Linked DNA regions of Mus musculus: region 2 is linked to region 1. A link is a loop called in an ENCODE intact Hi-C map of the cell type or tissue named here. Cell type or tissue: heart. All regions are shown on one strand.

Region 1 (5,000 bases):
AAATAAGATGGATGGATGGATGGATGGATGGATGGATGGATGGATGAGTGGGTAGGTAGGTGGGTGAATGGGTGGGTGGATGGGTAGGTAGGTGGGTAGGTAGATGGTTGGATAGATGGACTTGTGATAAAGTAAGCAAATGTTGTGAAGGAGCTGGAGAGATGACTCAGCAGCTAAGAGTACTTGTTGCTTTTGTAACGAAATTAAGTTCAGTTCCCAGCACACAGGCTGTGCAGCTCACACATGCCTATAACTCCAGCTCCTGGGGATCTAGAGCTCTCTTCTGAACCACAAGGGTCCTGTGCACACACACACACACACACACACACACACACACACACACACACACACTGAGAGAGAGAGAGAGAGAGAGAGAGAGAGAGAGAGAGAGAGAGAGAGAGAGATTTTAAAGGGCCATGTAAAAATGTTGCAAGAAAGTATTGGAGATTTATCAAAAGGGTGAAGCAGCCAACATTTGACTGAGCTGGGAATCCAGGAGTCCAGATGGACATAAATAAACAAGTACATAAATAAATAATGCAAGGCAGCGCGAGCCCTTCAGTGCGGCAGGGCACACTAAACAACAAGCAAATTTAGCAAAATCACCATCTGGCAGACATTAGAATAATTGATTCAATAAGAATCATCAATGGAAGCTAAGATAAGTGGGCAAAAGTTTAATGAAAAATAAGGTGTTTATACAGACCCAGACGGTCCTCCCACGAGATGTGAATTAATTACAAAGTGGGGAAGCGTTTGTGTTTTCACCAAAGAAATGGGCAGAAACCATCTGAACCAGGTTGCAGAGTGGGCACTGCACTTGGCAACGCTGAGCCCAAGACGCAGTGAGGAATTGAGTCGCTGTCATGGGTGCTATGACAGAGGCATGGCCTCTTTATGCAGAAGCCCCTGGTGACCCACAGCAAGGCAGGTGCCACAGAGAAAACACATCAAAAATGGCAGTGCTGGGGCCAGAGAGAGCTCTCAGGGTTAAGAGCACTTACTGCTCTTTCACAGGACCCAGGTCAGTTCTCAGCACTCATGTAGTGGCTCACAACTGTCCAAATCTCAAGTACACACACACACACACACACACACACACACACACACACAAAGTGGAAACACAGTTTAGGAAATAACTCCACATGCAGCATATTTGCCATATCTGCCCACGGATCTGAGTTTGATACCAGGCTATCATGTGAAAAAGAAAACCCATGTGTGGCAGTGCATGATTGCAATCACAACTCTGGAAAGGAGATAGGTGGATCCCTGGGGCTTGCTGGCCACACATGTACCTGCACACATACAATTAATGAACCCCATATCCCAGTGAGGGACCCTGCCTCAAAAATCAGCTCCTGAGGATGATGCCCTCATGTGCAGTCACATCCAGAAATGCAACTTCGTAACATACATGTGCATATCTGTGCATACATAAACACACATGTATATGCATGTACCTGCACACACACACACAAACATAAGCATGAACTTGCACACAAGCACACACACATACACATGAATACATACAAACATACATACACATATCTTTGTGCACACAAACATATCTACATGCATTTATATGCACATATACATACCCATATGCATCTGTACACAAACAAATATTCACACATACCTTCAAACACATAAATACACGCATGTCCAAATATGTATGTGTACACATGTGGACAGACAGACAGACAGACACACACACACCTGCTCACACACACACACAGGTGGGGAATCTGAGTTAAGTGCATACAAGAATTTCTTGTTTTGTTTCTAGAACTTTTAAAAAAAAATTAAGTTACACAAAATTAAATTTTTTAAATGATCAAAAGGTCACAGACTGTGACCAATCTTAACTGGTCCAAAACTGGGAGACATCTGTGACTCAGAATCCCAGAGGATTCTGAGAACTTCTGGAGCCACGTGCCCATTCCGAGGAGACTTACGGTGGTTGCAGCATGAGTTGGTGCGCTGTGCAGCAGACAGGTGGCGCTCTTGAGCTGAAACCCGGGGTTTCTGCACACATCACTCCAGCTAGTTCTAACAGATTGTCGCTGACAGAGGACGGGCTTCTCTCAGAGAGCGCCAAGGAACGGACCTGACAGCTGCCTCCCCCCACACCGCTCTGGAACCACCATCAAAGACGCAATTAATAAGCCAAGGGCGAGACTCCTCTTTCTCACACAGCTTCAGATATGAATCAACCCCAAAGTGTTAATAGATCACCCGCTATCTCTAGGACCAAATACAATTTGCATTTGAGATGACATCTGCAATATTTTAAAAGCTCAAGTCTAAAACAACAAACTTGGCAGCTTTTCTGAGTAGCAATTAACGCGGTGACTAATCCCATCAAGGAGACAGTAATTGGCGTGGAGATCTCCCCTCACACCAGCCGCAGGTTGAGAAACTTAATCCTAACCTCTTTTTAACAGTGTAGGCTCCGGAGCCTCTCTGCTCATCGAGGGAACAAACGCAGTTATTAAGGACAAGGGTAATTACCCTCCTGCTCCAACAACAACCACAAAGGATTGTGTAAACAGCAGGCTGGCACAGGGTAGCCTGGATCACAGAGAAAGCTCTGTTATAGCCTAGTCCAGGTAGGCGATGGCACCTCTGCCTCTGTGGAGGGTCAACCCCAGCCCCAGCCCCAGCCCCAGATGCAGCTTCCTCTGCAAAGATGGCAAGTGCTGATCTACTCAGTGAAGAGCGGAGTGCGAGCAGAGCGCAGCCTGTGGGCGGCTGGGCAGTGCAGCTAGACCCCTGCTGGCTTACGCTCAGTGCACTCGATTCAGTTACCGTTTCCAAGCAGGTGCTCTCCCCACATCTGTGGACATCCCTCCTGTCCCCCAGGCCCTTGGTGCACACGGAGCTCCAAGTTTCCCCCTCTGAGCCACAGCACACACAGAGAGGCACACACTGACTCTGCCTCCTGCAGGCTGGTGCCCTCCGTGGAACAGCATGTTCTAAGGTGCTAAACATTATAACCAAAACGTGGGGTTAAGGGGTTTATTCATCTTGCAAGGTACAATCTGTGGTGGAGCCAAGTCAGGGCAGGCACCAGGAGGCAGGGCTAAGGCAGAGGCCATCACTTGCTCAAGTTGCTTTCTTATACACCCTGGGACCACTCGCCCAGGGGTGGCACCACTCACAGTGGGCTGGACCCTCCCATAGCAATCATTAATTAAGAAAATGCCTCACAGACTTACTTACAGGCCAATCTGATGGAGGCATATTTGCTCCATGGAGGTTCCCTCTTCCCAGGTAACTCTAGTGTGTGTCAAGTTGGCAAAACCCAACCAGGACTCAACAGGTTCCTGAGACTCTCCCCTGATGCACCCTGGGTCACCTAACATGAGGAGACCGATGGGAAGGTTCTAGCAACAACTTCCCAAGGTCTTGGGTGTTCAATGTCACCCAGTATCTATGACGTGATGATAGAGAGTCTTCTCACCACGCACATTTCAGCTGACCAGGTAACTGTAGAGCTCTCAGTGAGGTCTGGGGTGTATCTTCACAGTGAGGTCTGGGGTGTATCTTCACAGTGAGGTCTGGGGTGTATCTTCACAGTGAGGTCTGGGGTGTATCTTCACAGTGAGGTCTGGGGTGTATCTTCACAGTGAGGTCTGGGGTGTATCTTCACAGTGAGGTCTGAGGTGTATCTTCACAGTGAGGTCTGGGGTGTATCTTCACAGTGAGGTCTAGGGTGTATCTTCGTTATCAAATGAATGGGTAGCCGGTGAGTATATGCACATGCACATGAATGATCATAAAAACGACCCAGCTGTGACAAGCACTGACTACTGCGCTTGTTGGCAAAGCAAGTGGAGCTAGAAAAATAGGGGCAAAGCGGGTGTCAGCTGTACCTGGACTGCCACCTATGGTCATGTGCTACTGGCCATGGAAGAACCGAGCAAGAGGCAGGGGGCCTCCATCTCTTAAGGGACGTGGCACCCCGTGTACAATGGATGAGCCAGCACTTGATTGGGCATGGAAACTTCTTCCCTGCAGGCTGGCTCGATTACCTACTATCACTTAGTAACACCCTGGGTTTGGGCTAGCAGCTGAGGGGATGTCCGGGGCTGGGAAGGTAGGAGATTTCCTTCATCCAGGGGTGGGAAGGGCTCAGTTCTCATGAAGATGGGAAGAGCTGTAAGTAGATCTCAAATCCTGAAGGAGAATCAGAGAGAGGGAGGAGAGGACGGCAGAGGAGAGAATGAACACCAGGAATTTGGTCAGGGGCGGGTAAGGAGGGTCTCCAGGGCAGGGTGTTGTAGATGTCCTGGCTCTGGGCATCACGGCAGGGAACAGGGCTGATCCTCAATCCACTCACTGGAAGTGGAGCTCCTATCAAAGGTGGGCACTGAGTTGCTGGTGACTGTGCAGGACGAAAACGGGGCGGAGCTTTTAGACAGTGCGCGCATTTGCTTCCTCGCAAAGCTTCGATAGCTAGGAAAGAGTGAGCAGCACGCCGGTCTCTTCGTTCACTTTACACAGAAACTCATTGCCGTTGCTGTCGCTCACACGGCACCCCAGACGTTTGCTGGACAGCCCTGGTGTCACGCAGAGGCGTCTTCTACCGCAAACGTCTTTTCTCCAATTACGGTGAGAGCCCCTTCCGGGTGGGAACTGGGAATTATCCATCCCTAAGCCCTGTACAGAGCCCAGCAAGGCTCCAAACTCAGCTGCTATGCAGTGGTTGCTAATGTGGATACTAACACTGCAGTTACAGATCCAAGCACGGCAGCTCAGAACTTCCTCCGGGAGGCCTGTCCTGAGGCTGGTGTACCTCACCGCACAGGCACAATGAGGTTTTGTAGAAGCACCTGTCGGGGTCATGGAAGGGGAGCCAGTGTCCGTCTGAGTGGCAGGAACAGCCAGAGACTCGGGCTATGAAAATGTACAGCCCACAGAAACCAGCCCCAGAGGGCTCTTTGGATTGGAATTTAAGGGGGAAAAGTGCTTCTCCACCGTCCATTGTTCTTCAG
Region 2 (5,000 bases), 380 kb after region 1:
CATGCACAAGGCTGGGGGGCGGGGGGGGGGGGGGGGGAGGGGCTAGTCCTTAAGTTTAAGGCCAAGCTGTTCTACATAACAAACTCTAAGATAGCCTAAGTTGCAAAACATGACCCTGCCTCAAAAAGACAAAATATTAAAATTTTTCATAAAATACAAAGGATGAAAACATGGCTAAGGATGGCCTAGACTCTTCTCCAAAAGCAGGAACGAGTGATGCTCCTCTTCTGAAAAGGAAGCTGAAGCACTCCGACCTTGAGGAGAGGCTGCTGTGCACATGTTCACATGCAGAATCCACTGAGGGGTAAGATGGAGAAACCACAACATCTCCCAGAAATAGGTAAGTCAGGTCTAAAAGGAGACTAGAGAAAGGTCATTTGGCCTTTCCCAAATGCTGGGGAATCAGAAATGGAAGAGGAAGTGATGTCTGAACGAAAAGATAGGGGGTGGGGCAAAGTAATTAAGAGAAGCGGGGTAACCTGACTAACTGCAAGAGAAGACCTCCACCGATTCCCACCCTTCCCGGATGCAGTCACATAGTCAGCGCAAGCAGATCCACTTGAGATCCTCACTTTAGCACAAGCGGTGCAGCTCTGGTGGTACCTTCAGTACCCCTCCTTGCACAGTCCATGTGTGGGGTACTCTGATGGACAGGGACAACACCCAAGGAAGTCAACGGCCTGGAGAAAGGTGCAGAAGAGCCATCACCAGAAACGAGAAGACTCTCAGGCCTACAGGAACATACACAGCAGGTAATCAACTCTTCATTTTTCCAAGGCTCACTAGCACCCTAGAAACAATCAACTCCTTTAGGCTGACAACAGACACAAGATTTAAAACAGCCTAAAAATGGGAGACACACAGGAAAATCAGAGCAAGAGCTTTCCTTTCTGGCAGCGAGTACCATGCTGAAAAGCAAAGCCAGAGCCACCTGAGACACCTCCTTACTTGGGAAAGCAAGGTGGAGGGCTCCCTTGTTAGGAAAAGAACTTCAAGAGAACAGAAACAAGAACACACAACACACAGCTGGAAGGTGAGGCTCTACACGAAGTCTGTCAAAAAGTAAGATGACACTGCTGAGCGAGAGCACGAGACAGGGAGGTGAGCACCTGAGCAGAGGCAGGGCTGTGGGCCCCAGAGAAAGAACCTGGAAACCCTGCCACCTTCCCGGGAAGCAGCGGCAAGCACTTTTCCGAAGGCACCTTCTTCTAATTTCTTAGCGTCTCTCACTTCACTGGCTGAAATACAACAGGGATGTACTTGAAGCCGTCAGTTAGCTCCCAGTTCTATCAGGGAGAGGCAGCCGCTTCTCCATTTCCTATCATTTCCCCAAAACACAGGAAATCGCTTTCTCCTACACTGCAGGGGGAAAAAAAAATCAAGATAAGAACTTTCACTCCCCACAGAATCAAGCTGAGAATACTGTCCCTAGATTCCAAATGGAAAAGTCTGGGCATTCATCAGCAAGCACTCCACACATGGGAGAAGTGCCTTTCTGCTTATTCAGTACAATACAAATGACAAATGAAGGAGTAGTGTGACATTGCTTTTATCAACGACACCTTGGCTTCTTCTAATCCTGAAGCCACCAATAACATACATGGGTAGGTATGTACAGATACACACATTCTGGCAAATTAACACTCCACCCACTCTGACCATAGAGCTGCCACCTGACCCTTCTAACTTCTTCTGGGTATGTATAGAATGCTATTGCACATATGCACAAAGTGGTCTGTGTGTGTCAACAACTGTGTCGAGCACCCAATTTCCGTGATGTCAAAGAGAACCAGAACAGCAAAAAGTAGAGAAATTGCCCCTTTGCTTGAAAGGTGCAAGATCCAAAGAAATGTTTTGATCCCACTAGAGACATACCAGGGCCAAAGGAAGATTCTGGTACAACAAGGAGCACACAAGCTACCTCTTCTCAAATGGCATGTGGGCGACAAGGGTGTCTACACTCCCTATTCTGGATAGAAAGGCATATGGCTTCTCCTTACCCAGCCAACATGAATACAATTTGAGAAAATTAGAGAAAGTCAAGGTAACAGGCTCACTAAATATGGCTGACTGGGAAACAGGAGCCATAAGGAGGGTCTGAGTTCTCTCAGAAAAAAAAAAAAAAAAGAAGAATTGGGAAGTTTATTTCCAAGAAAGATTCAAAGACTTCTTGAGAGTGGGATGCATAAAGTCTGGTTCTTTCTGCTCAGAAGACAGGAATCAGAACACCAAATTCAAGGGCACTGGACCCTTTTCCCAGTGGGATAGTGTTAACTGGTGAAGGGTGCCCCCTAAGATCCAAGAGTGAACGGGAAGCAATAGATCCTTCTTTTCCTGCAAGAAACAAGTACTGAGGTCCCTTACACTCAAGTGGTAGGCACATCGGAAGTCCTGCCTGCCCTACATCTTACTGGGGCGCCCACCCTGGCCCAGACAGGGAACTCCAAGGAGAGAGGCAGACAGCTAGGGAGAGGAGCATTGGAGCGTCCGGTTTTCCCAACAAGAAAGAGGGCAACTCGAAGGGTGTTCAGGAAATGAGCTCACCCTAACCCAGGAAAGTGTACGGAAAGAGTACAGATCTGGAAGAAGTGTCTGCCTGCCTATTTAGAAATGACTTCAGAGCTGCACAGGGCCCCACAAGCCACTGGGTGAGCTAAGAAGGAAGAACATGGGTAGCCCCGAGTCCCCTTGTCCTGGCCAAAAAAAAAAAAAAAGATTAACCCAGCGTGCAGAGGCTCCGCGGCCCCACGAGAGTCCCCTCAAAAAGGGGACAGGCTGACACGGAACCCTCAGTGCTCGGAGAGGATCGGGGTCACGGAAGGTAAAGGGCATGGCAGTGTGGAGACCCCACCCTCCCGGTAGTGAGGGTGCAAGGGCAAGTGTGGAAGAGCATGCTGTGAGGGGCGGGGAGGCCGCGCGAGGACCCCGGCCCTGCTGGGGGAGGGGTCGCCCGGGGCCTCGGCCGAGGGGCGCTCGGCACGAGGGGGGCCCCCTGGCGGGGACCCGCGCGGGGACACCCCCCACGCCGGCGCTAGGAGGCGCCGCGCGGCCCGAGGGGGGCTGTGGAGGGGAACGTCCGGCCCTGACGCCGCTACGGCCGCCGGCACCGGTGCCCGCGAGCCCCCGCGGCCCGGGAAACTTTCCGCCCCGCGGCCCCCTGACACCCCGACCGACACGGCGGGGATGCCCCGGGCCGGGTGCGGGAGGCGTCGCGGCTTCTCCTCCTCCTCGCTGGGCCCGGCCCCCGCCCCGCGCGCCCCCCGCCCCGGCCTGCCGCCCCCGGGGCTGGGTGCGGGGCGCCCCGCTCGGCCGGCCCGCGAGTCACCTCAGGACTCGGCCGCGCTCCGCCCCCCCCACCCCGCCGGCGCCCTCCCCGCGCCCGCCGCGCCCCCGCGCTCGCGCCCCGCGCCGCCGATGCCCGGGATGTCCGGCGCGGCCCCGGGCTCGCCGTGTCGCCGCCACCCTGACAGCCCCGGGCCCTCACGCTCCGGCTCTCACCTTCCGGCTTGTTTTCGGCAGCCATTTCCCCTCCGCGCGCCACATCCTCCTCCTCCTCGCGACCGGGACCCCGAGCGCGCGCCTCGTACCGCCGCCGCCGCCGGCCCAGCCACCCCGCCGCCGCCGCGCACCCGCCCTGGCCCCGCCCCGCGGCCCACGCACAGCGCCCACTGGTTGGTGCGTCTGCCAGTCACGGCTCCCGCGACCAATCGGACCGCACCAGGGGTCTCACTACTCTCCGGGAGGAGCGTCCTATCCACCCTGTCCATTGGCTGATCACCACCGCACCGACTAAAGTGATTGGCCTGGAATCAACGCCCCCTCCCCACCCACTCCCGGGAAAACCCGCCCTCCAGACCTAAACAAAGCTTCCTAGTGGACAGAGGTCGAAAGGATGGCCCAATCAGGATGAGGCTGACACGGAATATTTCCTCGAGGCCGAGACGTGGTGTTTTGATTGGACGTCACTACAGTGTTTCCCAAGCCGTCCAGACCAATCAAAGGGGGTTCCCGGAACTCGGGAACGGCTGTGGGAAGCCCCGCCCCCCAGCGTGACCGTCATGAGGAAGGCGCTCGCTCATTGGTGTGCTGGGGCTTTTCCCGCGTGCTCCGGGAGCTGAAGGACGTTCCCGGGGAAGCCGCTGCTGGCGCGTGGGGGTCCCGGTGTCTTCGGAGGACACGCTGGGATCTCCGGGATCCCGCAGCCTGCGGCGCTGGCGGGGGGCGGCCCTGCCGGAGGGATACGTAAGGCACCGAGGCGTGCCGGTTCACAGCGTTCCCGAACCGTTTAGCCGAGAGTCGGGGCGTCGCTGCCCGACACGGGGGAGGGGCGCACCTCCCGGCAGACCACGCCCCTCGGCCAAATCCCGCCCCTTCCTGGCCTCAGCCCCGCCCCCTCGGCCGGCGCAGCGTCCCCGCGGCCACCCTACGCTCCCGCCTGCCTTGCGCTCCTCTGTCCCCTTTTCTAGCGGCTTAAAATACTGAAACTTTATTTTGGTCACGTTGCCCATGTGACCGGCGGAGCCGATGAGTCATAGGTGCCTGTCCCAGGCTGCAGCCGCGGATCTAGGGCTCGGAACGCTCGACCTCGGCTAGCCTAGCCAATCCCTCCCGGGCTCCCGGCGCTTCGGTCGGGTTCCAGCCGCAGCTCCGCGCAGCTCTCCTGCCTGTAGGTCCACACCGGAGAGATTCGCACGCCCTGCAGACACAAGCCCGGGCCAGAAGAGCTGCAAAGTACTGCGCCTTCTCGAGAGAAATCAGGGGCTCTGAACGTGGCCAGAAAATAGAGGAAAGGATGGAAGGAGAGAGGGAGGGGAAGGGCAGAGTGCAGGAATTCCGCACATAGAAAAATAAAAGGGAAGGAGAAGAGGGAGGGCAAACACCATGCAGGGATTCTGCAGGTGCACTGAAGGGAAGCGGGAGGGAAGGAAGGAGAATGCACTTTAATGAAAAGCAGCTGAGCTCCAGATCCTCTCTGTAAACTTGCACTGTTTGATTCCTCA

The links. A loop is a pair of places that touch in the nucleus more often than their neighbours do. Peaks named below come from ENCODE experiments on the same cell type or tissue, not always from the same donor. Only the 100,000 strongest peaks of a DNase experiment are listed, where the experiment ranks them.
Region 2: it touches region 1 in a loop (6-fold over the local background); 15 of 42 quality-filtered maps call a loop at or near these places.

What each region holds. Positions count from the first base shown.
Region 1 is chr4:151,481,435-151,486,434 of GRCm38, forward strand. All of the region lies in intron 4 of Camta1 (calmodulin binding transcription activator 1), which reads right to left. Among named protein-coding and RNA genes, the nearest start is that of Gm30344, 28 kb to the left of the region's middle. In heart, a CTCF peak has its summit at 2,000; no DNase peak of the experiment used is centred here; H3K27me3 peaks cover 2,244 bases.
Region 2 is chr4:151,858,127-151,863,126 of GRCm38, forward strand. It overlaps Camta1 (calmodulin binding transcription activator 1), which reads right to left and starts at 3,642. Exons shown (of 24, transcript NM_001081557.3): 1 at 3,499-3,642. The coding sequence starts at 3,543. All of the region lies in intron 2 of Gm42357 (a long non-coding RNA gene), which reads left to right. 9230110K08Rik (a long non-coding RNA gene) reads left to right here and starts at 3,618. Exons shown (of 2, transcript XR_390981.3): 1 at 3,618-4,731. In heart, a CTCF peak has its summit at 2,991; DNase peaks (open chromatin) are centred at 2,475, 2,805, 3,865 and 4,435; H3K4me3 peaks cover 3,130 bases; H3K27ac peaks cover 3,220 bases.